Linked DNA regions of Homo sapiens: region 1 is linked to region 2. Evidence: read pairs that join two places in POLR2A ChIA-PET (ENCODE). Cell type or tissue: CD4-positive, alpha-beta T cell. All regions are shown on one strand.

Evidence for each region. Peaks named below come from ENCODE experiments on the same cell type or tissue, not always from the same donor. Only the 100,000 strongest peaks of a DNase experiment are listed, where the experiment ranks them.
Region 1: POLR2A ChIA-PET joins it to region 2 with 6 read pairs; 3 of 35 experiments call an interaction of 5 or more read pairs at or near these places.

Annotation. Positions count from the first base shown.
Region 1 is chr11:68,097,234-68,102,233 of GRCh38, reverse strand. The region is part of intron 1 of CHKA (choline kinase alpha); the gene reads left to right. Among named protein-coding and RNA genes, the nearest start is that of CHKA, 22 kb to the left of the region's middle. In CD4-positive, alpha-beta T cell, no CTCF peak of the experiment used is centred here; a DNase peak (open chromatin) is centred at 2,583.
Region 2 is chr11:68,250,000-68,254,999 of GRCh38, reverse strand. No RefSeq gene overlaps it. Among named protein-coding and RNA genes, the nearest start is that of C11orf24, 19 kb to the left of the region's middle. In CD4-positive, alpha-beta T cell, no CTCF peak of the experiment used is centred here; no DNase peak of the experiment used is centred here.

The DNA of each region.
Region 1 (5,000 bases), 150 kb after region 2:
TGTGATTTCATATAAATTTTAGGATTGGTTTTCCTATTTCTATGAAGAATGTCATTGGTATTTTGATAGGGATTGCATTGAATGTATAGATTGCTTTGGGTAGTATGGACTTTTTTTTTTCTTTTTTTTTTTTTGAGACAGAGTCTTGCTCTGTCACCCAGGCTGGAGTGCAGTGGCGTGATCTTGGCTCACTGCCACCTCCGCCTCCTGAGTTCAAGAGATTCTCCTGCCTCAGCCTCCCGAGTAGCTGGGATTACAGGCGCCCACCACCATGCCCAGCTAATTTTTGTATTTTTAGTAGAGGCAGGATTTTATCATGTTGGCGAGGCTGGTCTTGAACTCCTGGCCTCAGGTGATCAGCCCACCTCAGCCTCCCAAAGTGTTGGGATTACAGGCGTCAGCCACGCGCTTGGCCAGTATGGACATTTTAACAATATTAATTCTTCTAATACATGAACATGGGATATTGTTCCATTTATTTGTGTCTTCAGTTTCTCTGATCAATATTTTAAAGTTTTCATTGCAGAGCTCTTTCACCTCCTTGGTTAAATTTCTTTCTTTTTCTTTTCTTTTTTTTTTTGTTAGCTATTGTAAACAGGATTGTTTTCTTGATTTCCATTCCAGATAATTTGCTATTAGCTGGCATGCAGTGGCGTGATCACAGCTCACTCCAGCCTTGACCTCCTGGGCTCAAGTGATCTTCCCACCTGAGCCTCCCGTTTAGAAATAATACTGCTACTGATTTTTGTATGTTGATTTTGTATCCTGCAATCTTACTGAACTTATTAGTTCTCATAGTTTTTTGGTGGGGTCTTTAGGGTTTTCTATATGTAAGATCATGTTGTCTGCAAACAGGGATAATTTAACTTCATTTCCAATTTGGATGCCTTTTATTTCTTTCTCTTGCCTTGTTTTTCTGGCTATCAAGAGAAGCTGAAATGATTCATTTCATTTTTGCTCAACAATTTATGTAAAATAACCTCTTTGGACCAGCGTGGTGGCTCACGCCTGTAATCCCAGCACTTTGGGGGGCTGAGACAGGTAGATCATGAGGTCAGGAGATCGAGACCATCCTGGCTAACACGGTGAAACCCCGTCTCTACTAAAAATACAAAAAAATTAGCCCGGTGTGGTGGTGGGCGCCTGTAGTCCCAGCTACTTGGGAGGCTGAGGCAGGAGAATGGTGTGAACCTGGGAGGTGGAGCTTGCAGTGAGCCGAGATCGCGCTGTTGCACTCCAGCCTGGGTGACAGAGTGAGACTCCGTCTCAAAAAAAAAAAAAAAAAAAAAAAAAAAAGAACCTCTTTATACTGCTTGTTATTCCCTTAGTATTCTGTTTTAAGGAATCATGGGTTGACAGTTAGTGATGCGTGCACCACTGGGTCTGGAGGGCAGGGGTGAGAATTCCTGCCAGCAGGTACTTCCTGCTTTTTTCTGTTTCCTTCCTGTCATTGTGTTGAGTGTGGAATAAGTGTGTTATTGTCACTGTATTTGAGATTTTGCTTGAGTATCTTGTGCCTCTCATATATATGTGTGTGTGTGTGCATATATATATTTAAATTTATTTATTTATTTATTGGAGATGATGTTTCGCTCTTGTATTTATTTATTTATTTATTTATTTATTTATGTATTTATTTATTGGAGATGATGTTTCGTTCTTGTCCCCCAGGCTGGAGTGCAATGGCACAATCTCGGCTCACTGCAATCTCTGCCTCTCGGGTTCAAGTAGTTCTCCTGCCTCAGCCTCCTGAGTAGCTGGGATTACAGGCACGTGCCACCATGCCCGGCTAATTTTTGTATTTTTAGTAGAGACAGGGTTTCACCATGTTGGCCAGGCTGGTCTTGAACTCCTGACCTCAAGTGATCTGCCCGCCTCAGCCTCCCAAAGTGCTAGGATTACAGGCGTGAGCCGCCACATCCAGCCCATGCCTCTCATATCTAATTATGACTTATAAAGCTATTATGCCAGGTGATAAAGTTTGTGGTTTCAAAACTTCTTGCAAATCCTTGAGAGCTCCTGGGGTTTTACTTGGGAGGATATTTTTGACAAATTATATGATAAATTGAACTGTTACATTTTTGCTACCATTTCTGGCATTTCTTCCTACCACATTTTATTGTTCCTGGTCATATTATTATTTGACTCATTGGTAGTTGGCTTTTTTTCTAGGTAAATTTCTCACAGTTTGGGTTATTGGTGCCAGTCACCTTGCTTCATTTATTTTGACTGTCACTAAAAAATAATTGACAATTTATTCACTAAAACCTATTGAACAATAGAGGCTACAGGTAATAAAAAGCAGTTGAAGGGTTTCCAGGTTGTGAGCTTGTTTCTGGCCAAGCTAGTCTGCCTTCCTTCTTTAGCAGTACGGGGGTAAACTTTGAATCAGGTTACACAATTTAGAACAGTACTTCATCTGTTTGCCTTTGCATTTGACTGAGATTTCCAGAGTATGTGACCGGAAGAAAAACTAGGGCTTTTAACTCTGTTTTAATGCCCGTTCTGTTGCTTGGTAGCCAGAAACCCATGTTGGCTGTGACCAGACGCGGCAGGGGGATTCTGATAAGCCACACAGTTGAGGCGCCACGCCAAGTTTAACAGAAAGGTTAAGGCTGCTTTTGGTTCCTTTGATCTACACGCTGTCGGCCTGCTTCACAGCTTGCTTTGGGAAAACAAGAACTTTGGGTTCCCTTTTATTTTTGTTCTTTTTAACTAAGGTAGACAACCTTCTGGGAAAATAGATCCTGACTCTTGCTGTCTTGTTCCTAGAGACTCATGATGGTTTTTCATTTTAAGTAACCTTTGAAAAAACCTCTTAAATATGTCTTACTTAAATCTGGGAAAAAATTGTTTGTGCTAGAAGCACATTCAAATTTTTTATTTGGTAAGAAAATGAGATATAGTTCACAAACCATACAATTCACCCATTTAAATTGTACAGTCCAGTGGCTTTTAGTGTAATCACAGATACTTGCAGCTGTTACCACAGTCAGTTTTAGAACATTTTCATCTTTCAAAAAGAAACTTTTAGCTATCATCCCCTACCCCTAAGTACCCCTTCCCACCCCAGCTCCTGGCAACCACTAATGGACTTTATAGATTTCCTTGTTCTGGACAGTTCATATGAATGGAATCATATAACATGTGGTCTTTTGTGACTGTCTTCTTTCACTTAGCATAATGTTTTTAAGTTTCATGTTGTAGTATATATCAGTACTTCATACTTTTTTATTAAAACTGTGGTAAAATAAGGTCAGGCATGGTGTGCCTGTAATTCTAGCACTTTGGGAGGCCGAGATGGGTGGATCACCTGAGGTCAGGAGTTCCAGAGCAGCCTGGCAAAACTCCGTTTCTACCAAAAATACAAAAATTAGCTAAGCATGCTGGCATACACCTGTAATCCCAGCTACTTGGGGGGCTGAGGCAGGAGAATCGCTTGAACCTGGGTGGTGGAGGTTGCAGTGAGCCGAGATTGTGCCACTGTACTCTAGCCTGGATGACAGAGCAAAACCCTCTCTGAAAAAAATAAATAAATAAATAAAATCAAGTAAAATTGTGGTAAAATAAGCAGCATTAAAAATACAATTTTAACAATTTAAAAATATATAGTTTAGTGGCATTAAGTACATTCATTGTTGTGCTGCCATCACCACCATCCGTCTCCAGAATGTTGTCGTCTTCCCAAACTGAAACTCTGTACCCATTAAACTTAAACCAACTCCCCATTTCCACCTAGTTACCCTTATTTTTAAAAATTAATGAGCTCGATCAGAATCTGTTTTCAGTTTTAAGCCACTAAATTTGTAGTAATTTGTTATAGCAGTAATAGGACATGGAGATGTTTGTGTCATAGAGGTTTATAGAGAGTAGTCCTGATGGAAGGTGATTTTGCAGCTCACGCAGCTCCTATGACATTTTTCTTTTATCTTTTCTTTTTCTTTTTTTTTTTTTTTTTTTTTGAGATAGGAGTCTCACTCTGTCGCCCAGGCTGGAGTACAGTGGCGCGATAACGGCTCACTGCAACCTCTGCCTCCTGGGTTCAAGCGATTCTTCTGCCTCAGCCTCTCAAGTAGCTGGTATTACAAGGTGTGTGCCACCACACCCGGCTAATTTATATTTTTAGTAGAGACAGGCTTTCACCATGTTGGCCAGGCTGGTGTCAAACTCTTGACCTCAGGTGATCCACCTGCCTTGGCCTCCCAAAGTGCTGGGATTACAGGCATGAGCCACTGCGCCCGACCTCCTGTAATGTCTTTAATGTGGCACATGGTGCTCTCCAGCTTTGCCTCCTATCTCTTTGACAACTCTTCATGGTTAGTTACAAGCAGGGACTCGAGCCATATGCCTGGGTTTGATTCCTTGCTTAGCTACTTACTTGGTGTGTGATTAGAGTATTGAGGTCTCCTGTTTCATCTGAAGGCCGTGGTAACCAGTTAATGTTGGGAGTTTTTTGAACAAGCTCCTAGTCAAAATCAGTTGACAGATTTTTAGTAACACTAGCGTAGAAGATCTTGGAACTATTAATACATATCAAATGGAAAGCCCTAGAGAAGAAGGTTTAAATATTGCCTCAAGATTTTTTTTTTTTTTTTTTTGAGACGGAGTCTTGCTCTGTCGCCCAGGCTGGAGTGCAGTGGTGCCATCTCGGCTCACTGCAAGCTTCGCCTCCCGGGTTCATGCCATTCTCCTGCCTCAGCCTCCTGAGTTGCTGGGACTACAGGCACCTGCCACCACGCCTGGCTAATTTTTTGTATTTTTTTAGTAGAGACGGGGTTTCACCGTGTTAGCCAGGATGGTCTAGATTCCTTGACCTTGTGATCCACCCGCCTCGGCCTCCCAAAGTGCTGGGATTACAGGCGTGAGCCACCGTGCCCGGCCCACACGGGCAATTTCAAAAACGCTTCCCCACCTCTACTGCAGAAAAACAGAAAGGGAATTTGTCTGTTTTTAATGTGACTCATGGAGTTAAATTGAGAGAATAAATCGAGATAAGATGA
Region 2 (5,000 bases):
GTGGCCCAGAAATCAAGAGTCCTGCTGTGGGTTGTGAAGGCAGAGATGCCTATTGGATGCCAGGCAGACACTGGCCGTGAGTCTGAAGCACAGGGAAGGTCCCCACAGGACTGGTAGAGTGCTTCACCGCCTCCCCACGTGGCGGGAACCATTTCTAAGCCCACTTTCAGATGAGGAAATAGACAACAGGGGAGGTAGGTGACTTGCCCAAGGTCACACACAAGGTAAGGGGTGGGCCCAGTCCACCTGACTCCTGAACCCCAACTTCACCAGTGCTGCGTGCTCCGGGCACACGCTGAATGTACTTGAAGCACAAGATGAGCCCCGCTGGGCAATCTGGACTTCAGAGTGAAAAACTCACTGTCTTTTATGAGCCAGGGCCCACGGCAGGGGCCTGGTCCCGCTTTGCTGACTGTAGAGATGCCCGCTTGGACAGGACACAGCAGGAGGGCAGCAGGCACGAAGACGTCAGGTGAGCAGAGAGAACCACGGAGTGGCGCCAGGCGGGTAGGCCCAGCACATGAGATTCCGGGGGCCCTATACGTGGAAATGCATGAAGAAGGAAGACTCCACCCCAGCCTCTGGCCTTTCTCCTGAATCTCTGGGAGACCCCCCAACTCAGCATCTGAAAGATCCAGAGAACAGGTCCACGAACACGGAGCAGCTCTTTGTCTTGGGGAGCCTGTGGCTACAAGGAACAGAAACCTCAGGCCGTCCCAAGACGGGGATTTGCTGCAAAGACAGAATGAGAGCCGGGCCTCCTGGGGGCCGTGCGTCTGCTCCTCTCCTTCCCTCTGCTCTCTGCCCATCTCTGCTCCTCTCTGCAGAGGACCTACCTCCCGAAGCTGTTAGGCTCTGCTTTCCCCAAGGGGCTCTGATTGTAACCTTGGCTCCAACAGCAGCCCATTTAAGCTGCCTGTCCAACGCCCAGGTCCTCTGTGATCCAGTCCACTGTAGCCACAAGGCTGTCCCTAGTGGGCTGTCACAGCCCAGCTGTTCAGAAAGGGTTGTGGGCCAGGCGCAGTGGCTCAGCCTGTAATCCTAGCACTTTGGAGGCGAGGCAGAGGTTAGTTCAAGCCCAGGAATTCAAGACCAGCCTGGGCAACATAGCAAGACCCCATCCCTACAAAAAATAAAAACTAGCCAGGCATGGTGGCACATGCCTGTACTCCCAGTTCCTCGGGAGGATAAGGCAGGAGGATGGCTTGAGCCCAGCAGGTTGAGGCTGCAGTGAGCTATGATCCCACCACTGCACTCTAGCCTGGGTGACAGAGAAGACCCTGTCTCAAAAAAAAGGGGAGGATGTGGACAGAGAAGGAAGGATGTGCATAGCTTGGGATCTGTGCCAGGCCCTGGGCTGAGCTCTGGGACACAAAGATGCAAAGGAAATGCTTCCTGCCTTCCAGGAGTTACAGTGGGGAAATCAGATGGTGACAGTGACAGGCAGTCAACAGGGACAGGAAAAATGGCGCTCTAAGGCCCCACTCGGGAGCTTCACTCTGCAGGGCAATTGGCAGTGGCATTAAAGCTAAAGATGCAGCCGGGTGCGGTGGCTCACACCTGTAATCCCAGCACTTTGGGAGGCCGAGGTGGGCGGATCACCTGAGGTCAGTAGTTTGAGACCAGCCTGGCCAACATGGTGAAACCCCATCTCTACTAAAAACACAAAAAAATTTAGCCGTGCATGGTAGCAGGCATCTATAGTCCCAGCTACTCTGGAGGGTGAGGCACAAGCATCACTTGAATCCGGGAGGTGGAGCTTGTAGTGAGCCGAGATCACACCACTGCACTCCAGCCTGGGTGACAGAACAAGACTCCGTCTCAATTAAAAACAAAACAAAACAAAAAGACTAAAGATGCAATCACACATCTTGGTTTCTTCCTTATGAAAGCACACATGGAGGCACTAAGGAGAACATCATGGGCCACATTATTTGTGATGGCAAAACATTTTAAAGCTCCAAATCATCTTCAATGGTGCTTATACAAAGTACTGAACAACAGTTCAGAGGAATGAGCTAGAGCTCCATGTAACAGAATTAGTAGTTTTCAGCCAGGCACGGTGGCTCACGCCTATAATCCCAGCACTTTGGGAGGCCGAGGTGGGTGGATCACCTGAGGTCGGGAGTTGAAGACCAGCCTAGCTAACATGGCAAAACTTCGTCTCTACTAAAAATACAAAAATTAGCCGGGCATGGTTGTGGGCACCTGTAGTCCCAGCTACTTGGGAGGCTGAGGCAGGAGAATGGCATGAACCCGGGAGGCAGAGCTTGCAGTGAGCTGGGATCACGCCACTGCACTCCAGCCTGGGTGACAGAGCAAGACTCCATCTCCAAAAAAAAAAAATTAGTAGTTTTCCAAGACATACTATTGAGCAAAGAAAAAGAAAAGTTGCTGATAGTACCGTACAATACTGCTTGCATTAGTTACCTATTGCAGTACAATATTACCACAAATTTAGCCATTCAAAAAACAGCCCACAGCTGGGCGTGGTGGCTCACACCTGTAGTCCCAGCACTTTGGGAGGCCGAGGCAGGCGGATCACAAGGTCAGGAGATTGAGACCATCCTGGCTAACACAGTGAAACCCTGTCTCTACTAAAAATACAAAAAACATTAGCCAGGCATGGTGGCACGGGCCTGTAGCCCCAGCTGCTAGGGAGGCTGAGGCAGGAGAATTGCTTGATCCCAGGAGGTGGAGGTTGCGGTGAACCAAGATTGTGCCCCTGCACTCCAGCCTGGGCAACAGAGCGAGACTCCATATCAAAAACAAAACAAAAAAACCAGCCCACATTTATCACCTCAGTTTCTGTGAGCCAGGAATCTGAGCGAGGCTTAGCTGGGTCTTCCAATTCAGGGTCTCACAGAGCTTTAATCAAGGTGTCAGCAAGGGCTGCAGTCTCATCTGAGGCTCACCTGGGGAAGGATCTGCTTCTACGCTCACATGGTTGTTGGTAGCATTCAGTTCCTTGCAGGACTGCAGACTGAGGGCTTCAGCTTCTCACTGGCTTTTGGAGGCTGGAGGCTGCACCCACTTCCTTGTCATGTGGCTCACTCCATAGGCCGCTCGTGACAGGGCAGCTTGCTTCTTCAAAGCCAGCAAGGCAGAGAGTCACTAAGCAAGACAGACTTTATAATCTTTTAAAATTATTAGTGTGATAAAATATACATCAGATAAAATTTACCATTTTTACCATTTTAAGTGTACAATTCAGTGGCATTAAATACATTCACAGTATTTAATTGTATAACCAGTACTTTTTCCACCATCCCAAACAGAAGCTCTCTACCCATTAAGCAATAACTCTCTGCTTCCTCCACCCCCAGCTCCTGGTAATCTTTATTCTACTTTCTGTCTTCATAAATTTGCCTATTCTAGATAGAGTGGAGTGATAGAAGTGGAATCATCCAATGTTTGTCCTTTCACTTCTGATTTTAGTAATCTGAGCTTTTTTTTTGGTTAGTTTAGCTAAAGATTTGTCCATTCTGTTGATTTTTTTTTCAACTTTGATTTCATTATTTAATGGTTAATTTTAGCTGTCAACTTGACTGAGTTAAGGGATATCCAGATAGCTGGGAAAGTGTTATTTCTCGGTGTGTCTGTGAGGGTGCTTCTGGAGGTTGGCATCTGAATCACCGGACTGAATGAGGAAGATCTGTCCACATCCAATGTGGGCAGGCACTGTATTAGTCCGTTCTCACACTGCTAATAAAGACATACCTGAGACTGGGTAATTTATAAAGGAAAGAGGCTTAATTGACTCACAGTTCAGCATTGCTGGGGAAGCCTCAGGAAACTTACCATTATGGGTCAGGGGAAGCAAATACATCCTTCTTCACTTGGCAGCAGCAGGAGAAGAATGAGAGTCCAGCGAAGGGAGAAGCCCCTTATAAAACCATCAGATCTCATAAGAACTAACTCACTATGATGAGAACAGGATGGGGGTACCACCCCCATGATCCAATTATCTCCATATGGTCCCTCCCATGACATGTGGGTATTATGGGAACTACAGTTCAAGATGAGATTTGGGTGGGGACACAGCCAAACCATATCAGACACCATGCAACTTGTTTAGGCCCATATAGAACAAAAAGGCAGAGGAATGGTGAATTCACTCTTCTGGAGCTGGGACATCTGTCTTCTCTTGCTTTGGACATCAGAATTCCAGGTTCTCAGGCCTTCAGACTCTGGGACTTATACCAGTTTCCCAATTTCTCAGGCCTTTGGCCTTAGTGAGTTACGCTATTGGCTTCCCTGATTCAGGCCTTTGAACTCAGAATGAATTAGATCACAACTTCCCTCATTCCCCAGTTTGCAGACAGCACATTGTGGAACTTCTCGTCTTCCATAATCATGTCAGTGAATTCCCATAGTCAATCTATTATCTATCTATCTATCTATCTATCTATCTATCTATCTATCTACCTATCATGTGTCTGCGTATGTATCTATCTGTATATATGTATGTATGTAGCCATCTATCTATCTTTGTATCTATCTGTATGTATGTATGTTTCTATCTATCTTTGCTTCTGTTTTTTGGAGAACCCTAATACACATTGATTTTTTTCTTTTTCTTCTTTTTCTAGTCCAAGTGAAGCAGTGGGAGTAAAGAAGGAACAAAGAGGCCGAGCGTGGTGGCTCACACCTGTAATCCCAGCACTTTGGGAGGCCAAGGCGGGTGGATCACCTGAGGTCGGGAGTTCGAGACTGGCCTGACCAACATGGAGAAACCCCGTCTCTACTAAAAATACAAAATTAGCCTGGCATGGTGGCGCATGCCTGTAATCCCAGCTACTTGGGAGGCTGAGGCAGGAGAATCACTTGAACCTGGGAGGCAGAGGTTGCAATGAACTGAGATCACGCCACTGCACTCCAGCCTGGGCAACAAGAGCGAAATTCCATCTCAAAAAAAAAAAAAAAAAAGAAGGAACAAAGAAATCCATAACTGCATGTTATCAGTTAGTCGTAAACACCCCTGCACTCAAACGAACCTA